Linked DNA regions of Homo sapiens: all the other regions are linked to region 1. A link is a loop called in an ENCODE intact Hi-C map of the cell type or tissue named here. Cell type or tissue: heart right ventricle. All regions are shown on one strand.

Region 1 (8,000 bases):
CATTTCTGATTATGGAGCTAACTTTTGGATATCTGACTTAGATACTAAAAACATTTGGGTGTTGCAGTTTTGCACTTGTAGATACAACTTAAAAGCATGAAACTGGTGATTTAATTAGATGTTTTCTATAAAATGCACCTTGTTACATTTCTGTGAAAGGGTCTTACCAGCGTGGAATAACTGGCTCAAGGGTTGAGAGAAACAACCATTTTCTAAACAGTTAATTGTTTAAAGGACTATACATGTAAGTCTGCAGGCAATAAAGGCTGTTGTGAAAAGTATCTTTCATTTGGATGATGGATTTTGTATTGCCTCACAAAAGAGAGGAGGGGAGCTTGAAACTTTTCTCTAAGAAGTAGGTATTTTCAGTGATTCCCTGGGGGACTGCTTAAAAAACAGTCACAACAAAGCCTCGTCCCATTCATCAAGGCTGCGGAATGAAAATGCATCCGGGCAGATGTACTCCTAGAGAACTCACCTTACCTTCTAGCTCTGGGGCGGGCAGCTGCGTCCTCACTTGCGTTGGGACATTTCATCATGAGTTGTAACAAGCATCGCTACCAGAACAGTTATGCCGAGCACTGGCCTCCTCTTTACATAGCAAGTGGGACAGAGAGGCTAAAATGGACCGTTTGTGTGGGAGAAAGCTAGTGTGCAAAGGTTGGTTCTGACCTATTCTCTCCTGCTGCATAAACAACAGCAAATGGGGCAGGACAAGAGGTCCCATGTCTTTGAGCTGCACTTTTATTACCATGGGTCTTAGAAATTTCTCCCTATCAAAAGACCATTCTCAAAATAGTATGACCTACCAAAATTGGTGTAAATAGCACCCAAGGCACAGACGCTTCATTAAAATACCACCTATGATAGTGGGTAAGAAGAAAGGGGAAAGGTTATTTGGGGTTCTGAATGTGGTTTAATTCCTGAAATGCTAAGAAACACAGGTGGGTAGCAAGCCTGCAACAACAGTGCGCACCCCTGCAGTGGGGAGGGCACCCGGTGAAAACGATAAAACAATCCCATCACATGGACTACGAAGAGTGGGTTTCCACAAAGGCTTTTGGTTTTATTATTATTATTTTTAACAAACATACATTGGAAATAGTAAAGGTTTCTAATTGAAAAGAGACCTAATGCATAGTTTCTCTGCAGCATAGAAGACCACCTGTTTCCAAACTTCAAGGTTAGGGCTTTGAAACATTCCCTGGTAAATTATCTCCAGCTGGCTAGCTAGTTAGGCATATTGGTGCACATTGGTATCAAAGGTGATTATTTTTTGCATTTAGCAAATGAGCGCTATTACTTTTTTGATGTATTTTTAATTCAGATTGCTCAAAAGTCTTGTTATTTCAAGGGAGCCTTATGTCATACCACAAATATTGATACCTCCTAGTGGAAATGGTGGCTGTGGGCTCCCTAGTAGAGTTAATGGATGAAGGCTGAGATACTTAGATACTGCGGACATCAGGGTTATGGAGCAAAGTGTTATGAACAATAGCTACAGAGAGCTCCAAGTCTCCCAAAGCAACTCATAACTATAACACAGATAAAGTTCCAAAGTCATTTCATCACCTATGTGAAAATGCAATACTGAATGTTTTGGCTCTCTGATGCATTTTGTTGTTGTTTTATTTATTATTATTATTATTTTTTGAGACAGAGGGTCGCTCTGTCACCCAGGCTGGAGTGCAGCGGTGCGATCTTGGCTCACTGCAATCTCCGCCTCCCGGGTTTGAGCAACTCTCCAGCCTCAGCCTCCCGAGTAGCTGGGACTACAGGCACGTGCTATCGCATCCAGCTAATTTTTGTATTTTTAGTAGAAACAGGATTTCACTATGTTGGCCAGGCTGGTCACAAACTCCTGACCTCAGGTGATCCACCCGCCTCAGCCTCCCAAAGTGCTGGGATTACAGGTGTGAGCCACTGCGCCCAGCCTGTTGTTGTTTTCTTAATCCAGTACTTTAACGTTTTACTGTCCTAGAAATGCCCTGTGTTTTCTCATGCTATTTCATAAGAGAATATGCTACTTTTCATTGATGTCAAGAAGGCAACAGAAATGCTCCTGGGGAAGATCTCCTTACAAATAGGTTTCATCTCATCAGTAACAAAAATTAGAAAAGCCTTTGGTCAGCCCATGGAGGTGAGTTACTCTGAACCTATGAAAATGTCTCTTTATAAGAGCAAATTGCATCAGATGACAAAACAGGAATCAATTTCTCTTAGAAAAAGTTAGTAATGTGTTAAGACTACTCTTTTAGGTTTTATTCAGGCAAATGCTCACTGAACCTAAAATACTTTAGGGGACTCTGATGGGAGGTTCCTTTGAACGCTGGTTGGTTTTGTCCTTGTTTTTAAAGAGAACTCAACACAGCAACTGTGTGCTTATGAAAGTTCTACAAACGTGTTCACTTTTCTTTCCATCTATTTGTATAATACGTACAATCCTTGGGGAAGAGCATGTACAAAAATGTCTTCTAAGTAATCCCTTTACAAGGTAAACAGACTGCTACGGGTTCAACTTATGTTGAAAAGTAAAATTACAGCATCACATAGGTATTATTACATTACTCTGAAGAATGCATAAACTGCCAGATCACATTTTCTAACCTGAAAATTAAACTTCTTTCACTGATAGTCACGATCAGTGCCAGCTTTCAGGATGCTGTGAAACTGCCGGTGGCCACAGCTACTTAGCTGTGATGCCACGGGGGATTACTGACTTGCTGCTTTTCTAATATAGAAACAAACTCAACATAGAATCAAAGTGCTGTCTTGTGAATCTCTGCTCATTTCCTGGACAGCTTCCATTTCCTGAAGCAGACCCCTGCCCCACTGGCGTGGGAAGGTGAGCCAGGCCAGCCGTCTGCTTCTGCTTCTCCTTCATAGGCTCTTTCTTTGGCCCATCTGGGGGCACAAGCTCCTGGGTGATCTTGGCTGGCTCTTCTGTAATTTGCAGAAACCTGAAAACCATCACATAATTGGGCTTTGGAATACGATTAAAATTACGCAGGGACAAATGACTGAAAGGACAGGACACAGGGCTGGTGTGGGTCAGACCCACACATCTGGGGCCAGCCTTGGACAAGCCTTTTTGGGGAATTTGAACTTTTAAAACTTGGTTAACATGAGAATCATGTCAGTCTAAGGAGACCAGGGATGGCATGTCCACCTAGTTCAAAACAATGTCCTTGTACTGGGGGTTCAGTCTGAATCCACTTGTATAACCTGTTACCTGTGTGTTGTATGGAGATTCTATGTAGGTACCACATGGCAAACACCTGCAACACAAATTCTGTGTAACATAGAGATGTACGAATATACAAGCATCCATTCTACGCACAGGAAATGTAGTGTAAAATCATCAAAACACCATTCAGAGGCACACGGAGAGGGTCACACAGCATTGTGTGGCCCACGACCTTCCCTCTCTGTGAACAACAGGGAGGGTGTCTAGGATGCAGCAGAAGGCAGTGGATGATGTCAGCAGCTTAGTACATCTGAAAGACTCTGGAGCCCAAAGTGGACAAGGCACGTTGTTTACACTGAAGCGGGGTGGTGATTCCTTGGGCCCCCTCTGTAAGAGACATCCACACTGGGCAGGCTGTTGGTCAAAGTAAGGTAGCTCTCCCGAGTCACAGCTCTTGAGGGGCCCCTGTGGAAGCGACGCATGCAATAAATAAGAACACAGCCGCAGAGCAGGGCGCATGGAGACGATCAGTTGCAGAAGATCCCATTCTGAAGTGCTGCGTTCTTGTCCATGATGCAGGATGAGGGGGCTGTGTGGGGCAGGTCTTCCTTGACCTTCGGAGAGTGGCTGCTATTGTTGCTGCTGCTTGATTTACTTCTGCTTGGGTCGAGCGCAGGCTGGATGGGTGAGGCGCGGGCCCCCCGTCCCCTGACCAGGCAGTTGCAGACCAGACGGAAGAAGGCCCGCCGCATCTCCTTGCTGGCCAGCGTGTAGATGACCGGGTTCATGGCGGAGTTGAGCACAGCCAACACGATGAACCACTGAGCCTTGAAGAGGATGGGGCACGCCTGCACCCTGCAGGCCACATCAATGAGGAAGAGGATGAAGAGTGGGGACCAGCAGGCGATGAACACGCTCACCACAATCACCACGGTCCGCAGCAGTGCCATGGACCGCTCCGAGTTGTTGTGGTTGGCCACCTTACGGCTGCTGGACTTCACCAGGAAGTAGATGCGTGCGTAGAGGATCACGATGGTCACCAGGATGGCCGTGAAGATGCTGATGCAGAAGGCAATGTACTTCTTGGAGTAGAGGGGCAGGATGGTAGAGCAGTCAGGGAGATTGTGCAGGCAGTTCCAGCCCAGAATGGGCAGGGCGCCCAGCGTGAAGGCAATGAGCCAGCACATCCCGATCAGGAGGAAGACGCGGTGCCTCTTGTTGGCGTCGTAAGGCCTCATTTTGATCATTGTCAAGTGCCGCTCGATGGCGATGGCCAGTAAGCTGCAGGTGGACGCCCCAAGGGCCACGAACATACTGCCCTCCCTGAGGAACCAGACCGTGGGAGACAGGCTGAACGTCTTCTTGCCAGACATCAGAATGTTGACCTTGTAAGCGATGCCGGCCAGCAGGTCGCAGAGAGCCAGGTTGCCAATGAAAAAGTACATGCGGTTGTGAAATTTATTGTTTTTCCAGATGGCAATCAAAACCATCAGGTTCTCCAAGACGATGAAGCTGCAGATGACCAAGAAGAGCACGGTGGTGAGCGTGCTGCCCTCGGAGGCCTCCTTCAGCCTGCCCGCCAACTTCCCCACGTACTGGTAATGCTCCCGCAGGGTCTCGTTCCCCCGCACCGGCTGGAGACGCGGCGGGAGGGCAGTTGCCATCACTTGGCATTCACAGACGATTAGCTCCAAAATCCACGAGAGGGCGCCCCAGGAACATTCATTTCAAAGGGAAGCGGGGCTGAGGTTCCGGCTTCATTCAGCAAGGCGTGCAGGCCAGACTCCAGCGAGGGCGTTGAAAAAGGGCTCCTGCCAACAGATAAAAAGAGGGAGCGACCATTGATAAAACGATCGCCGCCTAAGGGGCCACGGCAACGCTGTTGGAGAAAGGCATGAAAAACGTGGAAGTACTGGGATGGCTAGCCACGTCAGGCTGCAGAGAGGGTCTTTAGACACAGGCTAAATTCCTAAGTGATTGGGGGACACCATGGGAAGCGATTTGGTGTCTGGAGTTGCCGGGAAGGGAAATTCAGTGCATGAATTATTGAATCCTGTAACAAAGATACACAGACCCAAGTACAGCTTCCATCTGGAAATCTCCAGGCACTAGAAAATGCTAACTAGTCCTCATCTAGGGCATGGGAGCTGGTGACCCATTATCCCAGTTACTCAGGGAAAAGCAGGATTTTCTCAGGACCAAAAAGCAGGATGGAATCTGAATGATGCCGGTTCAATTTCTAAAACCTCCCTGGTGAGTTTTACAGTGACATCGTGGGAAGATCCCGCACTTCCCAGATGGCATCCCCTGGATCCAGGCCCAGAAATCAGGTCTGTATGGGCTGTAGGTCGGCCTGGCAGAGAGCCCTGAGGCCTGACCATGCAGCCATCGAGGGACCAACAGTGCATGTCTGGGCAGTGCCCATGCAGACACCGCACTCGTGAGCAGTGAGTCCAGAGCCCAGCGAAGACAGAACATCAACCTGCAAAAACGGGACCCAAGTCTACAGATGATAAAGGAAGGACAGGAAAGCAGTGACAATCACACTGACTGAGTCTGGCTTGAAATTCAGAGCCCTGAATATCAAATAGAGCATGGGTGCATGTGAGCCAACAGAAAAGTGGCACATTTGGGAACACAGCGAGAGAGGGAAAGTGGTGAGTGAAGGCCTCAATGGATTCTGAATTCCAAACTCTTCCCCCACGAGACCTCAAACACTTGCACTCAACCACACCTGGTAATATCGATCAGCCTTCTGTGATGTTGATGACGCCACACACCCAACTATCAAGGTAGAAACCGCTTTCAGTGGACTCACTTATTTTATTTTATTTTTTATTTTTATTAAAAAAAATTTTCTTTTGAGACACAGTGTTGCTCTGTCACCCAGGCTGGAATGCAGTGGTGCGATCTCGGCTCATTGCAACCACTGCCTCCTGGGTTCAAGTGCTTCTGCTGCCTCAGCCTCCCAAGTAGCTGGGATTACAGGCACCCGCCACCATGCATGGCTAATTTTTGTATTTTTAGTAGAGACGGGGTTTCACCATGTTGGCCAGGCTGGGCTCGAACTCCTGACCTCAAGTGATCAGCCTGCCTCAGCCTCCCAAAGTGCTGGGATTACAGGCATGAGACACCGCACCCAGCCATCATTTATTATTTGAGTATTTAAATATGTAATTAAGTTCAAATGAGGCTAATTTAAAAGAGCCTACTGTGTGTATCCAGTGAATTTTTTTTAACTTTTACGATGTTTGAACCACAGCCCTAAATTTGCTTCAGAGACACATGAACAACTCACCAATACTATGGGCTCTGCATTTTAGGGTGTGATTGACTCTGAATCTCATCCATGCATGAGTTTATTCCCAGGTACAAATCAGTCCCTTGAAGATCCAGGGCTTGCCTGGGTGGGGCTGAGAAGCAGAGGTGGCTCCAAATGGTTTCTGTATCCTCGTGACCCTCTGGAGTGCTGAATGCTGTCAAAGCCCTCCTCTCCCTACATCAATTTGGGGGACCTGGATTTTCTGAGATGGCCCCTTGCTTCTTTGCAAAGATTTTTTTTCCAGTGTCCTGGAGCTTGGTGGTGTTGGTTGCTCTGGAAACCCCGGGGGCGGGGGGTTGGCGGGGGGTAGGATGTCTGAGCTGACGTCTGTGCTCTGCCTGGAACTGCCCTGACCCTTCCCAGCTGCCGCCTCCTGAAGTCACAGAGGCCTTGGGTCGAGGTCAGCTGGAATGCCAAGTGCTGGCAGAAAGGCTTATGTGTTGGCCAAGGCCCTCTGCTAACTGCAGAAAGAAAAAGCAGCCAAGTTCCAAGTCCAGGCTGATGATGCAGGATGAGAGGAGGTTGCCTGCCCAGATCTCTCCCATCACTCATGAGCCATGACAGGCAGCGCAGGGCCCGGGGCCTGCCTCCTCGAGCTGTGGCTCACCCATGCCAGCCCTACTTGGCTTCCCATTCACCTGAGAAGAGACCATGTCTTGCCTGTAGGTTCTCCTGGAGGCAAACAGGACAGTCCAGTGGGCAGCCTTCCCCCCAGCCCCTCCCTCTCTACCGTTTCTGAATTTTATTTAAATCTTGCCCATCCTTCAAGCCTCAAGTCAAATTCCACTTGCTCTGTAACATTTTCTGGAATCATGCCAGCCCCTGGTGACTTTTCTCTGAGGCTGCATGCCACTTCTGAAAACGTACTGCAAACTGTCTCTTTAAATGGGGCAATACCACAGTCAGCAGCATTTTCTGAGCATTGAGCTTATCCATTAACACAGGGACTTTCACCATGGGTAAGTTCACAGTACCCTCCCCAGCATCCTGTACACTGATGGGTGCTAAAAAGATACTGTCCTTTTAGTTGTTTTTGTTTGTTTTTTGTTTTGTTTTGTTTTGTTTTTGGGATGGAGTCTCATTCTGTCACCCAGGCTGGAGTGCAGCGGTGCGATCCCGGCTCACCACACCCTCCGCCTCCCCGGTTCAAGCGATTCTTCTGCCTCAGCCTCCTGAGTAGCTGGGACTACAGGCGCCCGCCACCATGCCCGGCTAATATTTGTATTTTTAGTAGAGACGGGGTTTCACCATGTTGGCCAGGCTGGTCTTGAACTCCTGACCTCAAGTGATTGCCTGCCTTGGCCTCCCAAAGTGCTGGGATTACAGGTGTGAACTACCACACCAGGCCTAGTATTGCTTATTATTTCTTTCTTTCTTTATCTGTGAACAGGAACTGGAGAATCACTATTTCTGATTTTCACTTTGCTGGGTTTCCACCCCTGATCAGGGGCCTCTCAGGGACACATGTGCTATGCCCGGCATGCACCCTGG
Region 2 (8,000 bases), 410 kb after region 1:
GAGGTCCACTCCAGACCCTGTTTGCTTGGGTATCACCAGCAGAGGCTGCAGAACAGCAAATATTGCAGAACAGCAAATATTGCTGCCTGATCCTTCCTCTGGAAGCTTTGTCCCAGAGGGGCACCCGCCTGTATGAGGTGTCTGTTGGCCCCTACTGGGCAGTGTCTCCCAGTTAGGCTACACAGGCATCAGGGACCCACTTGAGGAGGCAGTCTGTTTGTTGTCAGTGCTCAAACGCCATGCTGGAAGAACCACTGCTCTTTTCAGAGCTGTCAGACAGGAACGTTTAAGTCTGCAGAAGTTTCTGCTCCATTTTGTTCAGCTATGACCTACCCCCAGAGGTGGAGTCTATAGAGGCAGTAGGCCTTGCTGAGCTGCAGTGGGCTCCACCTAGTTAGAGCTTCCTGGCCGCTTTGCTTACCTACTCAAGCCTCAGCAATGGTGGATGCCCCTCCCCCTGCCAGGCTGCAGCCTCACAGGTTGACCTCAGACTGTTGCACTAGCAGTAAGCAAGGCTCCCTGGGCATGGGACCCACCCAGCCAGGCACGGGAGAGAATCTGCTGGTCTGCCAGTTGCTAAGATCATGGGAAAAGCACAGTATTTGGGCGGAAATGTCCCGTTTTTCCAGGTACAGTCTGTCACAGCTTCCCTTGGCTAGGAAAGGGAAATCCCCCAGCCCCTTGCACTTCCCGGGTAAGGCAATGCCCCCACCTGCTTCAGCTGGCCTTCTGTGGGCTGCACCCACTTTCCAACCAGTCCCAATGAGATGAACCAGTACCTCAGTTGGAAATGCAGAAATCACCTGTCTTCTGTGTCAATCATGCTGGGAGCTGCAGACCGGAGTTGTTCCTACTCGGCCATCTTGGAATGGAGGGTGAAGCATCTTTTATTCTAATGAGGCAACTCTTGGTGGCTTCCTAGATATCTTGAGGATTGGAGCTAGTGGCCAAAAAGACCAAGCCTTCATTAGAAACTTGGAACTTTGTCCCCACCCCTGACCTTTAGGGAGGAAGGAAAGGCTGGAGGGTGAGTTAATAACTAATAGCCAATGATTTAATCAGTTGTGCCTATGTAATGGAGCCTCCATAAAAACAAATTATGGGGTTCAGAAAGCTTCAGGGCTGGTGGATACATGGAGATGGTGAGAGGATGAGATGCCCAAACAGGGCATGGAAGTTCCCTGCCCTTCCCGCATACCTTGCCCTATGTCTCTCTTCCTTCAGGCTGCTCCTGAGTTGTAACCTTTATAATTAACTGGTAACAGTAAGTGAAGCACTTTTCTAAGTTCTGCAAGTCATTCTACCAAGTTATTAAACCTGAATGGGGGTGTGGGAACCCCAATTTTGTAGCTAAAGTAGACAGAAGTGTAGGCAAACTGAGGACCTGGTTCTTGCAACTGGAGTCTGAACTGGGGGCTATCTCGTGGGACTGAGCCCTTAAACCTGTGGGGTCAGCTAACTCCAGGTAGTTCATGTCAGAATTATGGAGTCTTCATTAGGGAAAGGGCTAGTGGGACCAAGGGAAAACAAAAAGAGGAAACAGATAAGCTCTAAGTCTGCCTTTCTTCATGGTCCAGGACACATGGCCCTCCTGTGCAAATAACTCACGATCTTCCTGTGCCCAACTGTCACCGGATACCTGCAAGCGAGTTCACTGGAACCTCATCATTTTCAGCACTGCACAAACCCTTCTTCAGCTTATAGCATAAACACTATTCTATAAAATCCCCACCAAGCCTTTGTCTCCTTGCAGTCAGCTCCTCTCTTGCTGATTCTGTCTGTTGCTTTCTTACAACGTATTTTCCTACTTCCTCTAATAAATCTGCCTTTCTTTGCCTACCACTGTCTTGATAAATTATTTTACCCCTGCACCACCGGCCCAGGCAGTCACTGCTCACCCACAACAAAAATAGGACTGAGTTACTGGACACCCAGTTTGTGTTTGGAGAGTTGCAGAACCCTTGGTCGTTGGTGTGGAAAAAACCAACACACTGGTGTGAGTCAGAAGTGTTGTGAATTAAAAAAGACCTGTGTGTGTGTGTGTGTGTGTGTGTGTTTACAATTGCATCTCTATCTACAGAGAGAAGGAATGATGAGGCAAATATGGTAAAATGTGAAAAATTGGAGAATCTGGCTGAAGGGTGTCAGGAGCTCTTTCTATGCTTTTTGTAATTCTGGAAAAAATGCTGTTTTGTTAGTGTCCTTTGTGCCGCATGACACACTGCTCCGTCTCATGGAAGGAACCACCTCTTTCACCCAGTTTTTCCACTGGCAATGACTTTGTATTCTTCAAATTTAATTTGAACACATTATACCAGGTGTATATATACCAGGATATGTAGGTGTAATAGTTCTCAACGCTGTGTAACAAATTATCACACACTTATGATTTAAAACAACACTTCACCAGCTCACAGGTCTGTGGCTCAGAATTTTGCAATGGCATGGCTGGGTTCTCTACTCAGAGTCACACAAACATAAAATCAAGATGTTGACAGGCTGAGTCTTCCTCTGAAGGCTCTAGGTAAATATTTGCTTCCCAGCTCATTATTCTTGTGTCAGAATCCAGTTCCTTGTAGCCATGGGCCTAGGGTACATGTCTCCTCACTGACTGACTACAGGCACTCTGCTGTCTTCTAGGCCAGCAGAGCCAGAGAAGGGTTTATGTGACTAGGTTAGCCGACAGGAGAGTCTCCCTATCTGAGGTCAAACATACTGCGTAACCTAACCTAATCACAAGAGTAAAATTTGTCACAAAAGACATTAAGTGAAAATTCATAGTCCCAGGATGTGCATGATCTTCAGGGATGTCTTATGATTCTGCCTACCACATATTTCTATTGATAAGAACTTAACATATTTTACAAATCACAAACCAAACTGTAATGGATTAGTCAATACTTGCTGCTAGGAAAATTATTGATCTTATTGAGGGAAAATAAATCAGCTTTCTAGTCTAACTTCATGTTACATATCAAGATAAATGTTGAATGGATTAAAAGGTGAAATATAAATCTGAAATCATAGAAGTATTAGAAAAACTGTAGGTGAATAGTTACCTTTCTTTTGCATAGGGGTAGGAGATTTTGCATAAAAAATAGCAAAAAAACTAATAGAACTGAAATTACTATAAACAAAATTAAATAATGCAGTAAGCAAAAGGGGAAATGTTGACATCAAATAGGAGAAAGTTTATTTATAATATTTCAAGAACTCACAAATTTGGTGAGAAAACCCTAATTGTAAAATAGGCCAGGTGTGGTGGCTCATGCTTGTAATCCCAAGACTTTGGGAGGCTGAGACAGGAGGATTGCTTGAGCCCAGAAGTTCAAGACCTGCCTGGTCAACATGGCAAAACCCTGTCTCTACTAAAAATACAAAAATTAGCTAGGCATGGTGGTGCACACCTGTAGTCCCAGCTACTCAGGAGGCTGAAATGGGAGAATCACTTTAGCTCAGGAAAGCAGAGGTTGCAGTAAGCCGAGATGGTGCCACTGCACTCCAGCCTGGTCAACAGAGCAAGACCCTGTCTCAAAGAAAAAGAAAAGAAAAGAAAAAAATAAACAAGAGACAGAACCTTCAAAAAAGAAGAAACAAATATGCAAACAAGTGCCTGTATGAATGTTTGCGCTCACAGTCATTAAAGAAGTTCAGATTTGAGCCACACTGGAATGGCATGTTTTACCCAAGAAATTGTAAACATTGAAAATGCTAGCAGTCTATGACAGCAAGGATGGCATAGGAAGCCCACTCCACTCACTCTACTATTGTTGAAATTGAGAATTGGGACAACATATCTGAAAATGAGAATTTAACAATGTGTATCAAGAAATTAAAAATTATTTAAATCTCTGACCTAGTCGTTCCACTTCTAAAAGTATATGCAAGGGAAATTAAATGAAAAAGAGACAAAATTATATCCACACAGTGATGACAAGAGTGCTGTTTCTAATGGTCAAAAAATGGGAACAGCCTAAAAATCCAACAGTAAACTATGATTTGGAGACGGAGTATTATGTAGCCATCAAAAAAGAGTTTGTGAATAATTTTTATGGAAAAGGGCTTTTTGAAAGCATAAACTTTTGAGAAAGACTGAAAAGAAAAGCAAAATATTAACTGTGGTGTCTGTGGAAATATGGTTTGGTTTCATTTCCTGCACTCTGCAAAATTTTCTCTCGGGGTATTCTTAACCTGGAGTTATGGGCCCCCTGGTGGTGAAGGGGATCTATAAAAACCCTCAACAATCGTATATTGGGTGTATGTGCAATTTTCCCACATATAAAACAAGCCCTTGAAATGAAATTATGTGGGCTCTAACCACCAAGAAAGCTGAGTCATTTTTTTCCTCAAGAAAGCAAAGACCCTGAGGACCTACACGTTCTCTTCCCCAGCACAGCCTACCATTTCCAGGGGCAAAAGAGAACCACGGTGCCCCACAAATCCCACCTGCCAAGAATCTGTCCCAGGCAGTGTCTCTAGAGCTTCTGGGCAGGTGGAGGAGGCTGCAGGGAGCTGCAAAGAAAAACCAACTTTCCATTTGGCATTTGCAAAGCCTTGACACAGAACCAGGTTTGTCTTTGTTTTTTGCTTGTTTTTTTGTTTCTTTGTTAGCTTTTGCACCTTTTTGTAGGTGCATTTTTTTTCAAAGGCAGAGAATTTCCTTGCTCATTCCCCTTGTCTGCCTGAAAGATGCAGATGGAATGTGTACCTGTATCCCCAGTGGAGATTCGTTCAGAGTCCTGAGCCTGCAGAATTACCTGCACTTGTTCCTGCTTCACGAAATCACAAGAATAAAAATGTTAGCAATCTCATCTTTGTCTGTGAATCAGTTACTCTGAGAGTGTCTTAGGCAAAGGCTTTTGGAATTCCCTTTTGCCCTAGAAGCCTGACCTGCAGAGGTGTGCACCCCACACTCACCATTGTTGCTCCTGCTGAGCTGCCTGCCCTGGGCTTGAACGACCAGAGGCTGAATGACCAGACAAATCAATAAGATCCAATGGGCCGAGGTGACACATAGCCCCCAGTGCCAGTCTACAGGCTCTGCACAGATGCCGATAGGTCATTTTTAATCATGATTTTCGATTTTTCAACCCCAGAATGCCTTATACACCCAAGTCTCACCGTGCGGATTCCCTTCTTTAGAAATTACAGCGCTGCATGGAAAGAGGCTGCCGGCAGGCTTGTGCTGCCTGGGTCAGCGTCCTCCATGTGCCACTGATCAGGGCTGAGAAGGCTTCGCAGAGCGCATCTCGGTGTCTTTCCAAAAGCCCAAAACTCTGTATTATGTGGCATCCTCAGACTGGTCTAGGAGAGCCCAGAGCTCCCCAGCTCCTCCTGAGATCAGCTTTTCGGGGGTTGAGAGGGAAAACACAACACTGAAACACGCACACAACTGACAATAATATCCTTCCTCTGCTGGCAGCCGAGTCCTGAGAATGAGTTTGAATAGTTTGGGAATGCCCCGGCCCACTGACCTTTCACCCAGCCGCAGATGGTAGACTTTTATTTTTATTTTTACCAACTCTTGCTCCTGCTCCTGATCCCTTAAGGTTTGAACTCTGTCCTACATGTTGTTCCCCTCTGTGTGCCCATTGCTGCAGGTTCATTATACAGGTAAACTCGTGCACAGGGGTTTGGTATACAGGTTATTTTGTCACCCAGGTACTAAGCATAGAACCCACCAGTGATTTTTTTGTAATCCAGCCCTAAACCTAAAATAAAAGTTGAAAAAAAAAACACAAAAAACTACCTATCAGGTACTATGCTCACTGCCTGGGTGATGATATCATGGTAGTACTCACCCCCAAACCTCAGCAACATGCAATTTATCCATGTAACAAACCCACATACATGCTCCCTGAACCTAAAAACATAAAATAAAATAAAAAAATAAAAGAACCCTGTCCTACATGGATAGAAATTATTTCAAAACATACCTCAAAAATGCCAGGACCTCATGCTCATTTGCCACTTGGTTAAGTCACAGTTATCCTATGTGACTGTTAGATGAGTTTCCTTCAAACGTGAGCCCTCTTCTTAACAGAGAGTTGTTCCTGACTTGGAAACTCTGCTTTTCAGTGGACCATAAGGTGCCCCTCACTCATTGCAAAGCGCAGGGAGGTTCTTGAGCTCTCCTGGCTGGAACACAGCAGGCAATTTCCTCCGTGAAGCTTAACTTTTATTTTATATAAAAACAGATAAATTGTATGTACAACATATAATTTTTAACTTACAACAAAGTATAGCTACATAATTTTATAGTGGGGTTTTGTGATGACACATTAGGTCAAAGTAAAGAGCACAAAGTTGAACTACAATGCCGCCAGTTGCAACGCTGCCCACACGAAGGGAGCTGGTCCACAGTCATATGTATGGCACGTTCGTGTCCTCACAGCAACGACACAGCTTCTGAGCTCCATCCTCTGCCTGGAACCAAGCAAGTCTATTTTGCTGCTAATAGTAAGGCCCATCTCAATTTCAGAATTTGTGTTAAAGAATGAAAGAATTCTGTGTTGAGACTCAACAAAATACTGTTGTCGAAATGTGCGCAGCTGCTGCAGGGTCCTCATTCACTGGCCTTGCCAGGAAGCCACAGAGTCGGCAGGCAGAAAACGATGCCCACATTGAGTGGAGAATTTCTGTTTCTAATGAAATCTTCCACGCAGTTGATGGCCTGCATACCCTGGCCTATTTTCCACAGCAAACAGAGTCCTTCCAAAAGATTCATCAACTTAGCAGCATGCATTACATATACACACGATAGACCCTTTCCCCCTCCATTACTGCCTCTCAGCTGACTGCATTTGGCCTGAGACAACTTCATGGCTAGAAAAATCAATAGTGTGGAGGGCAGCCACGCCTTGCCAGTGGATCCATTATCTGTCTCTTTCCTATCTCCATTAATAGAGGGAAATGTTTTCTTAGTGTTATGCGAATTAGAGAAAGAAGCAGTGTCTGCCACAGAATATTGTATTTGTTGAAATTGCCTCTTTGGTGGAAATTTGCCATAAAGTATGTCTGACCAAAGGCTAAAATCACCCAATATTCCTGATTCACTTTCCCTCTTCCTGCTCCCAAGAGAGCATCGGCATTGGAGGTGCATGCTCTCCAGGGGACATGGATGAGAGTGAGGCAGGATATTTTCTTGACCCTTTTGCAGGACTCACGAGAAGGGTGCCCCTTTTACTCAGCTGACCATGCTCAACCCCTCGCAGGAGGGAGCACATGAGCGAACCAGTGCAGGAACCAGCCCGCCAATTCTGGCTTCTGTGCAGACAAGAGCAAACTCGGTTTACTCCAGCCCACCACACTCCATTTCTTGCCAGAGGGAGCGAGTAGGCAAGCCAATGCAGGAACCAGCTGGCCATTTTGGCGCCAGCAGAGAAAACTCAGTGCAGGCCCTGCGTCAGCATCCAGGTGGGGGCGCCTGCGATCCCAAGGCCCCAGAGGGCATGTTGCAATACTTAGTTCTACTGTCCACAGACAGCAGTGTGTTATCAGCTCAGTGGGCCTTTTGTCTCGCTGCGTGGGGCAGCTGCCCTCCACCAGTGAGGGCAAAGGGCCAGTGTGACAGCCTTTTTGGTACCCACATTTGGTAGGTCTTGAATTCTTGTCCAGTTCCAAGAAGAATGCGGTCACATGAACAAATTGAAGGATGATGAATGTGGAAATTTTATTGAGTGATGAGAGTGGCTCTCAGCAGAGAGTGGAACTGGAAAGGGGATGGAAAGGACAGGTCACTCTCCCCTGAAGTCAAGCAGCCTCTCTGCCTCCCTCCTCTGAAATCAAGTTGCCTCTCTCTGAAGTACAGCTGCTTCTCTCTACCAGCTAAATCTGGGGTCCTTATAAGCACAGGATGGGGGGTGGGGCAGGCCATAAGTAGTTTTGGAAAAGGCAACATTCAAATGGAAAAAACACATTACTCAGAAAAAACTAATAGGGAGAGAGTAGGCAAAGAGGGACGGAAGTTCTCACTTTAAGCCGTGGGTGTCAGGCTTTTT
Region 3 (8,000 bases), 270 kb after region 1:
AGCATACGTGGCATAGGGGCAGGCTCCAAGCCAGCCCCCCGCCTCTGACCTGCCTGCACATCATCTGTGAAATGAGGACACTGCTTAGGGCTTTCGGAGGGTAAATGGGTCAATCCATGGAAAGTTGTCTGGGCAGTACCTGACACAGTAGCAAGTGCTAGCCGCTGACTGCTTTTACCCGTTTCTGTTCAGTTACAGGGAACTGTAAATTATTCAGGGACCCATTCTTGGATTGTACATTAGTCTGGCGACATTTTCAGCATCCTGTTTTGGGCTTTTTAGGTAAGTTTGCTACTTTTTGAAAATATCATCTGGGACAGAGAAAAAAATGAAACTTAATGGAATCCATTTTTCTTCTTTGTAGAAAAAACAAATGGGCCAGGAATGAAGCCTCTCAAAATAAGCCCAGAGTGGTGAGTGGCGTGGTTGGATGGCCCTGCCAGCCATGCAACAGGGTCTGCACTCCATCTGAAGAGCACGGTGGACCCCCTGGAGGATTTCCAGCAGAGGCGTGCTGGCTTTGTGTAGTCAGGGGATGTGGCAGAAAGCCTCCAGGATGGCCCCTGGTGATCTGCAGATCCTGGAATTCATGCCTTTGTGTGATCCTCTCCCTTTAGTGCAGACTAGACTTAGTGACTTGCTTCTGATGAATACAATACAAGCAAAAGAATGGGATGGCCCTTCTGAGATTAGGTTACAAAAGGCCTGTGGCTTCTGTCTTGGCTTCTCTCTCTCACTCTACCCCTTGCTCACTCCAAAGGAAGGGAGCTGCCATGTGGTGAGCTGCCCTGTGTAGAGATCCATGGGTCAAGAAATTGATGTTTCCAGCCAACAGCCAGCCAAGACCTCAGGGCTGCCAACAGCCACGTCAGTGAGCTTGGAAGTGCATCCTATCCGAGTTGAGCCCGCAGATCACTCAGCCCCAGCCAACCCCTTTGCTGCATCCTTGTGAGAGATCCTGAGTCAGGCACCAGTGAAGCCTTGCTCAGATTCCTGATCCACAGACATGGTAAAATGAACGTTTGTTGTTTTAAGCCACTAAGTTTGGAGCTAGTTTGTTATGCAGCACTAGAAAACTAATACAATTACTCTGGCTAGTGTAGATACTACATTGGAGAGAGGAGGTAAGACTGGAAAGAGCTGCAGTAGCTATAACTCTATGAGAAAATTAGTAGCCATAACAGTAAGAGTGTGGACTGGGTGTAGTGGCTCATGTCTAAAATCCCAGCATTTCGGGAGGCTGAGGCAGGTACATTGCTTGAGCCTAGGAGTTCAAGACCAGCCTGGGCAGCAGGCTGAAACACCATCTCTACAAAAACTACAGAAACTAGCCAGACATGGTGGTTAACACCTGTACTCCCAGCTGCTTGGGAGACTGAGGTGGAAGGATCACTTGAGTCCAGAAAGTCAAGGTTGCAGTGAGCTGAGATCGTGCCACTGCACTCCAGCCTGAGTGACAGAGCAAGACCTTGTCTCAGTTAAAAAACAAAACAAAACAAAAAATTCCCACAAGCAAAATAAGCTTTCTTTTGCCATCTTCCATCATTGCCAATGGCATTCATCCAAAGTGAAATTCAATAAAGATTCTTTGGTTGGTTGCACTATGGTACACTCAGGGTAGTATGTGGTTGATTTAATCCAAGCACAGATGTTGGGTATGTAAGAGGAAAGTTGGGCTACATGCCCATCCTTCACTTAGCTTTTCCCGTGTTGAGCAGCACTAAGTTCAAGGCCATACCCCTTGGCTGGAGCTGGAGGGCACTGCTTGTCTGTGAACATCTAAGTGTCAACCTGGGCAGACAGACTGTTCACCACTGTCACATTAGAAGGGATGTTGGAGTGGAAAGAACATTCTAGAGACAGCAAACAAGTAATTCTGGACTCACTCCAGCTCCCAAAGTTCTATAACATAAGAGGTGATCTGGAGGTTAGCCTCAAAATATCTTTTTCTTTACTTTTTAAAAATTAATCTTTTAAATAGAAACGAGATCTTGCTATGTTGCCCAGTTGGGTCTCAAACTCCTGGGCTCAAACAATCCTCCTGCCTCAGCCTCTTGAGTAGATAGGATTACAAGTATGCACCACCCAGCTACTATTATCGCTTCTAAGTTTTTAAAGCAAGTGTAACAAAAGTCAAGAGTGCAGCTGCTGATGTCGGAATTCCTATATTTTTTCCCAGCAGAGTCCAAGCCTGATCCTCTTTGGGGACCTGACTGGTCAGGTTCTGTTTAAGCAGCTTCACCTTCAGAGGAATACAGGGCAGTCCAGTCTCACTTTGGAAAACTTCTCCATGGAGGACATATTCTAGTAGATTTTTTTGAATCCAAGTGATAAACAGAGAAGAGGAAAAGCAAGTAGATTAGTATTTATGAGGGAGGAAGTAGTGCAGGAGATGGCCATGGAAGCCCACTTCTGGCTCCAAGGGTCTGGTTTGTAGCAGCCTGATCCTGCTGATGCCCGATTGGAAAGTTGGACAAAATGCCAAAGGATCTGTCTGAAGACACCTGGTAGCTAGAACTTGGCCAATGTCTCAAGGAAAGAGGAGCACATTGATATGAACCAGTGGGTACCTGACACAAAAGCAACCCACATTGCAAGTGTTCAATCGCCACCTACAGCTACTCTACTAGACAGCAGAGATAGAGCTTCTACAGTTTCCTATATACAATATCTACTATGCAATGAAAACTTTCCAGGCATACAAGAAAGTAGGACCAAAAGAAAAAAAAAATAGGTAATAGAAACAGATCCCGATATGAGAATGATCAAAAATAGATTTTTAAATAACTAAGATTCATATATTCAAGAAATTAGAAGACAAATGTGAATTCAGCAGAAAACTCAAATCAATAAACCAAATGAAAATTCTAGAACTGAAAAATGCGATAACTGAAATTAAGAGCTGAATAGATAGATTTAACAGCAGATTAGTCACAGTCAAATAAAAGATTAGGAAACTGAAAGATTGGCCAATAGAAAAATCCAGAATAAAGAATAGAGAATTTAAAAGGGTATAAAATACCAAAAAAGTATATAAGAAACAAATGTGACATGATGAAGTAGTTTAATATATATACAATTGAAGTGCTACAAGGGAAGGAGAAAGAGATTATGGTGGAAACAATATTTGAAGATTTCTCAAATATCATGAAACCCATAGAAGCAAGAGGTTCAGTGAACCACAAGCAGGGTAAATACAAAGAAAACCATACCTAGAGAACATCATGGTAAAATGCTGGAAATCAACAACAGTGATAAAAACCTTTAGAGCATCCAGAAAAAATTTAAAGGGCATATTAACTTCAAAGGGGCAACAGTAAGACATATACACAGCTGATTTCCCAGCAGAAACAGTAAAAACAGAAGATAATGGCATGACATCTTCACAGTCCTGAAAGGAAATGTCTGTACAGAATAAGCAAGCAGGAGAAGAGAGATCTGAGGCTGTTTACTTCTACAAAAGAAAAATAAACCCCTGGTTGTCTATCAATTACTTATACTGCTTTAATGGGAGTTTTTATTTTTCTGTTTTCACCTTTTTGGATCTTTACTGCCTATTAATTTTTTGTTCTGCTTACGTAACTGAGATAAAGCATTACATGTATTCTAATTCCAAGGAAATAAGTTAATATGTTTTCCTAATGAAGTCTTCAATCTCATTTTTTAAAACTATATTTTATTAGTGGAACTTTCCTCCCATCAAACGCTTACAAATGAATGAGGTCATTGCCTACATTAACTACACATTCCAGTGACTAATTAGAGTGGTATATAGTTTCTTTCCTCCTGCCACACTAAAGTATTTCATTTGCATGGCTAGTGAAATCATTAAGAGTCCCAGAATTTTAATTAAGGCTGTCTGAGTAGGAATCCTGCCTCCACCGCCTACTCACTGTGTGATCTCAGGCAACTTCATGTCTCCAAACCTTGTCCTTTCACAGAGGACAATCATAGCCATTCCTAGGAATTTGTGAGACATATATGAGATTATGCATGTAAAATTCTTGGCACAGTGGAGATTCTGTTTTCTCCAAAAGACATAGGACCCACATGTTTCCAATAAAACTTGGCAATACTAGCAGAAAAAGCAAGTTCTTTTGGCAAACATACACCATCAGTAACGAGCTGACGACACCCATGACAAGGCATGCCCACTGTTACAAGGCCTGCTCCCCTGGGACAGCCGCGCTTTGAACAGGGTCGATGTGTCCCAGACAGCAACAGATGGTTTGTAAAATTGGGAAAGGAAGGGAAGAAAGGTTGTTAAAGCAACCCCACTTTGTGAAATGTCTTCACCCTCAGGGAACACTGAGTAATCCCGGGCACCCCCTGCTTCCTGGGATCTCTAACACCTCCCCACTTCAACCTCTGCAGAGTGAGCATGTCTGTTTGAAAACTGAGCTTCCCCCTCTTCCTGAGTAATCTGGTGCAGTCACATGAAAGTAAAGCCTAGTTCTGGCTTTGGGTTTCTGGTTCTTTCATCCCTTGCCCCATCCCTAAAGCTCCATTTCTTCCCCCACAATCACGAAAAATGAATTAAAGATGAGAGTGGGGAGCAGTGGTGGTGAATTCTTAAGCAATCCTTTCAAGAACTATTCTTGGGGAGAGGGGGTTAAAGGGTTCTCTAAAGTTCATTTTAATTTCCTTGGAATCACTACAGAATCCAGAGAAACATTATATGATTTTTAAAATAATCTTTTTCAGAAACTGATAGGCAACACATACAAGGATTAGATTCAACTTTGTGATTCTAATTTCTCTAAACAGCATGTCATCTGAAATGTGATATGGAAAATCTAAGTTCTAATTTTATTCAACTAGATAATGCATACTTAGGATCTGGCTCTTTCCTTATTATCTTTTCATTGGTGAAGTATTTCCATCTTTTATGGAAGCATAATGCAGAATACAGAAAATATACATATCAAAACTGTGTATGTGTATACAAGTATACCCTTGATGATTTTCTCAATGAAAATTCCATGTAATTCATTAAAATAGTAACCTACCACATTACTGTATCTTCAGGTCCCAGGGCCTGGAAAGCTGAGGGGCATGGGTTTCATTCTGCTAACCCCCTTCCATCTCACCACTGCTTAGCCTCCACCCAAAAGCCTCTACTTTTATCTGTTTTAAGGATTGGGGTTGGGCACTAGATTTTCTTGTGGGAAAAGGAGAGGTTCTCATGTAAAAAAAAATAGTTTTAAAGTTAACAATCTCATCCTGAGATTCAGGGTTCCTTCCTGTTCATAGCTCAGGACGTGGGACGTGCTGTCCCAAGACAAAGATGCTAAGCCAAGACCAGGTGGCAGGTGGGGCTCCAGGGTGAACATAGGGTCCAACATGGGCAAGAGACCTCAATGTGGAAGCAGGGCATGTCCCAGCACCAGATCTATGGGTGAGCCCCTGGTCAAGAGTCAAAAATGGACAAGATACCAGCATTGGAGCAAAGACTTCATTTGTCTGAGTCATTTCCTTCAAGAGTGGTTTGCGTTATGCTTTTGCAAAATGTCCTGGTCTTCTCCAGAACCTGCAGGTTAAATCCATGGAGTTATTCAAATCCAAAGCTCGCCACTCCATTCCAGGCAACAGCTGTGGGAAGTTTCAGCTCCAGGTCTCCGCATCTGATTCAGCCAAATTCCCAGAAATGGTGCGGGTACTTCCCAGGCAACTGGATCCTGTGCCCAGCTCTCCAGAGTAGATGTCATTCTGTTCTCTGTCGTGGAATGCAACTTTACCCTTGCCCTCAATTTCTCCACACTGAATGTCCTCATCTACTGTTCCCTCCATGAACTTAGGGATGTGTTTCTTGGCTCTGAGCCTGTGAAGCACTTCTGTTGTGATGTTATAACCTCTTGAGTGTGTTGTTTCCTCTGTGACTCTTACATATACCTTCCCCCACAGGCCTCCCCACAATTGCAAGAATATGCACTTAGTTGTACTGCTTTTCTATTTTGCTTTCCCATAGCCTTTCCTCTCCCTTGGAGAGTAGTTTTCTCTAATGACATTTGAAGGCATGCTTTCTTTATTCTGTTTTTCAGAAAATAATTCTGCAATTCCTTTGGAGGCTGCCGTCTGAAATGCATTTGTACTGCCCTGTTTTTATCCTTCTGCCTCCTACAGCACATAGAAAATTAATCATTCGATTCCTCCCAGTTGTTTTTTGAGAGACCACAGTCTCCAAACACTAAAATAGGCCCCGTAAGGATAATATAAAGGACACAGGAGATGAGATGTGGTCCTTGCCCTTGAGTAAATGGTAAGAGAGCTGGAAGAACTCTGTTGATCAATACCGGATACAGCCAGGATGCAGCTCAGTATTAAATCATTCCTTCAGGCTGGGCTCAGTGGCTCATGTCTGTAATCCCAGCACTTTGGGAGGCCAAGGTGGGTGGATCACCTGAGGCCAAGAGTTTGAGACCAGCCTGGCCAACATGGTGAAACCCCATCTCTACTAAAAATACAAAAAAATTAGCCAGGCATAATGGCGAGTGCCTGTAATCCCAGCTACACGGGAGACTGAGGCACGAGAATTGCTTGAACCCAGGAGGCGGAGGTTACAGTGAACTGAGATCACACCACTGCACTCCAGCCTGGGCGACAGAGCGAGACTGTCTTGAAGTAAATAAACAAACAAACAAACAATCATTCCTTCAGTTCCCAGAGCCCTTGAGTAGCATCTATGGAAGAATGCTTTCTGCAGCTCCTACTTTTTAAAAAAGGAGTTTTCACCACTTTTCCAGTAACTTTGAACCATTACCTCAACAGTCTGAACCATAACAGAGTCTCAAGTAAATGTTTTGGACAAACAAATGGGTGGGTGGATAGATAGATGGATGAATGGATACTCATCCATAAATACATGGATAGGTAGACGGATGGATGCATGGATGGGTGGATTGATAGGTGGATGGATGAGTGGATGGATGAATGGGTGGATGGATGAATGGATGGATGGACGGGTGGATGGGTAGGTGGATGGATGGATGGATGGATGGATGGATGGATGGATGGATGAATGGATGGGTGGAAGGATGGGTGGATGATGGGTGGATGGATGAATGGACAGGTGGATGGGTAGATGGATGGGTGGATGGGTGGTTGGATGGATGAGTGGATGGATGAATGGGTGGATGGATGGGTGGACAGATGGATGGATGAATGGATGCATGGATGGGTGGAAGGATGGGTGGATGGCTGAATGGACAGGTTGATGGATAGATGGATGGGTGGATGGATAGGTTGATGGATGAGTGGATTGATGAATGGGTGGATGGATTGGTGGATGGATGCATGAATGGATGCATGAATGGGTGGAAGGATGAGTAAATGGATGGGTGGATGGATGAATGGACAGGTGGATGGGTAGATGGATGGATGGATGAATTGATGCATGGATGGGTGGAAGGATGGGTGGATGGATGGGTGGCTGAATGAGTGGATGGATGAATGGGTAGATGTAGATGGATGCGTGGATGGATGGATGGATGGATGAATAGATGCATGGATAGGTGGAAGGATGGGTGGGTGGATGAGTGGATGGATGAATGAACAGGTGGATGGATGGATAGATGGATGGATGGATGGATGGATGGATGGATGCATGGATAGGTGGAAGGATGGGTGGATGGATGAGTAGATGGATGAATGGACAGGTGGGTGGATGGATGGATGGATGGATGGATGCATGGATGGGTAGATGCATGGGTGGATGGATGGATGGATGGGTTGGTGAGTTGGTGGGTGGATGGATGGACATATGGACAGGTGGATGGATATATGAGCTACTTTACTTGATGTTGGATATCCTACTTAAGAGACAGCTTGGTGCAGTAGCCTAGTGTGGCTGTGTAAATATGAAGAAGTTATTTAACCTTTGTTTCTTTTTTAACTCATTTGTGAAACAGAGACAGAACAGGTCCATGATCTCTTATATGCAATCCTTGTGGATTTGTTAGGGATTCAGACATTGTCAGATTTCAAAGGGGTGATGTAATTTA

The links. Hi-C counts contacts between places; a loop is a spot of excess contacts. Peaks named below come from ENCODE experiments on the same cell type or tissue, not always from the same donor. Only the 100,000 strongest peaks of a DNase experiment are listed, where the experiment ranks them.
Region 2: a loop joins it to region 1, with 16 times the contacts of the local background. A loop is called at or near these places in 101 of 110 quality-filtered maps.
Region 3: a loop joins it to region 1, with 2.4 times the contacts of the local background. A loop is called at or near these places in 55 of 110 quality-filtered maps.

The regions. Positions count from the first base shown.
Region 1 is chr9:88,998,052-89,006,051 of GRCh38, reverse strand. S1PR3 (sphingosine-1-phosphate receptor 3) reads right to left here. Exons shown (of 2, transcript NM_005226.4): 2 at 897-4,998. The coding sequence starts at 4,851. The coding sequence ends at 3,715. It overlaps SHC3 (SHC adaptor protein 3), which reads left to right. Exons shown (of 12, transcript NM_016848.6): 12 at 1-281. Among named protein-coding and RNA genes, the nearest start is that of S1PR3, 11 kb to the right of the region's middle. RefSeq lists enhancers at 6,505-7,004, 7,005-7,506. In heart right ventricle, a CTCF peak has its summit at 4,886 (motif pointing right); DNase peaks (open chromatin) are centred at 4,331, 4,911, 5,621 and 6,941; H3K27ac peaks cover 2,286 bases.
Region 2 is chr9:88,590,195-88,598,194 of GRCh38, reverse strand. No RefSeq gene overlaps it. Among named protein-coding and RNA genes, the nearest start is that of LINC02843, 58 kb to the left of the region's middle. RefSeq lists an enhancer at 4,135-4,294. In heart right ventricle, a CTCF peak has its summit at 4,208 (motif pointing left); a DNase peak (open chromatin) is centred at 4,215; H3K27me3 peaks cover 911 bases.
Region 3 is chr9:88,730,070-88,738,069 of GRCh38, reverse strand. No RefSeq gene overlaps it. Among named protein-coding and RNA genes, the nearest start is that of MIR4289, 12 kb to the left of the region's middle. In heart right ventricle, no CTCF peak of the experiment used is centred here; a DNase peak (open chromatin) is centred at 4,183; H3K27ac peaks cover 2,946 bases.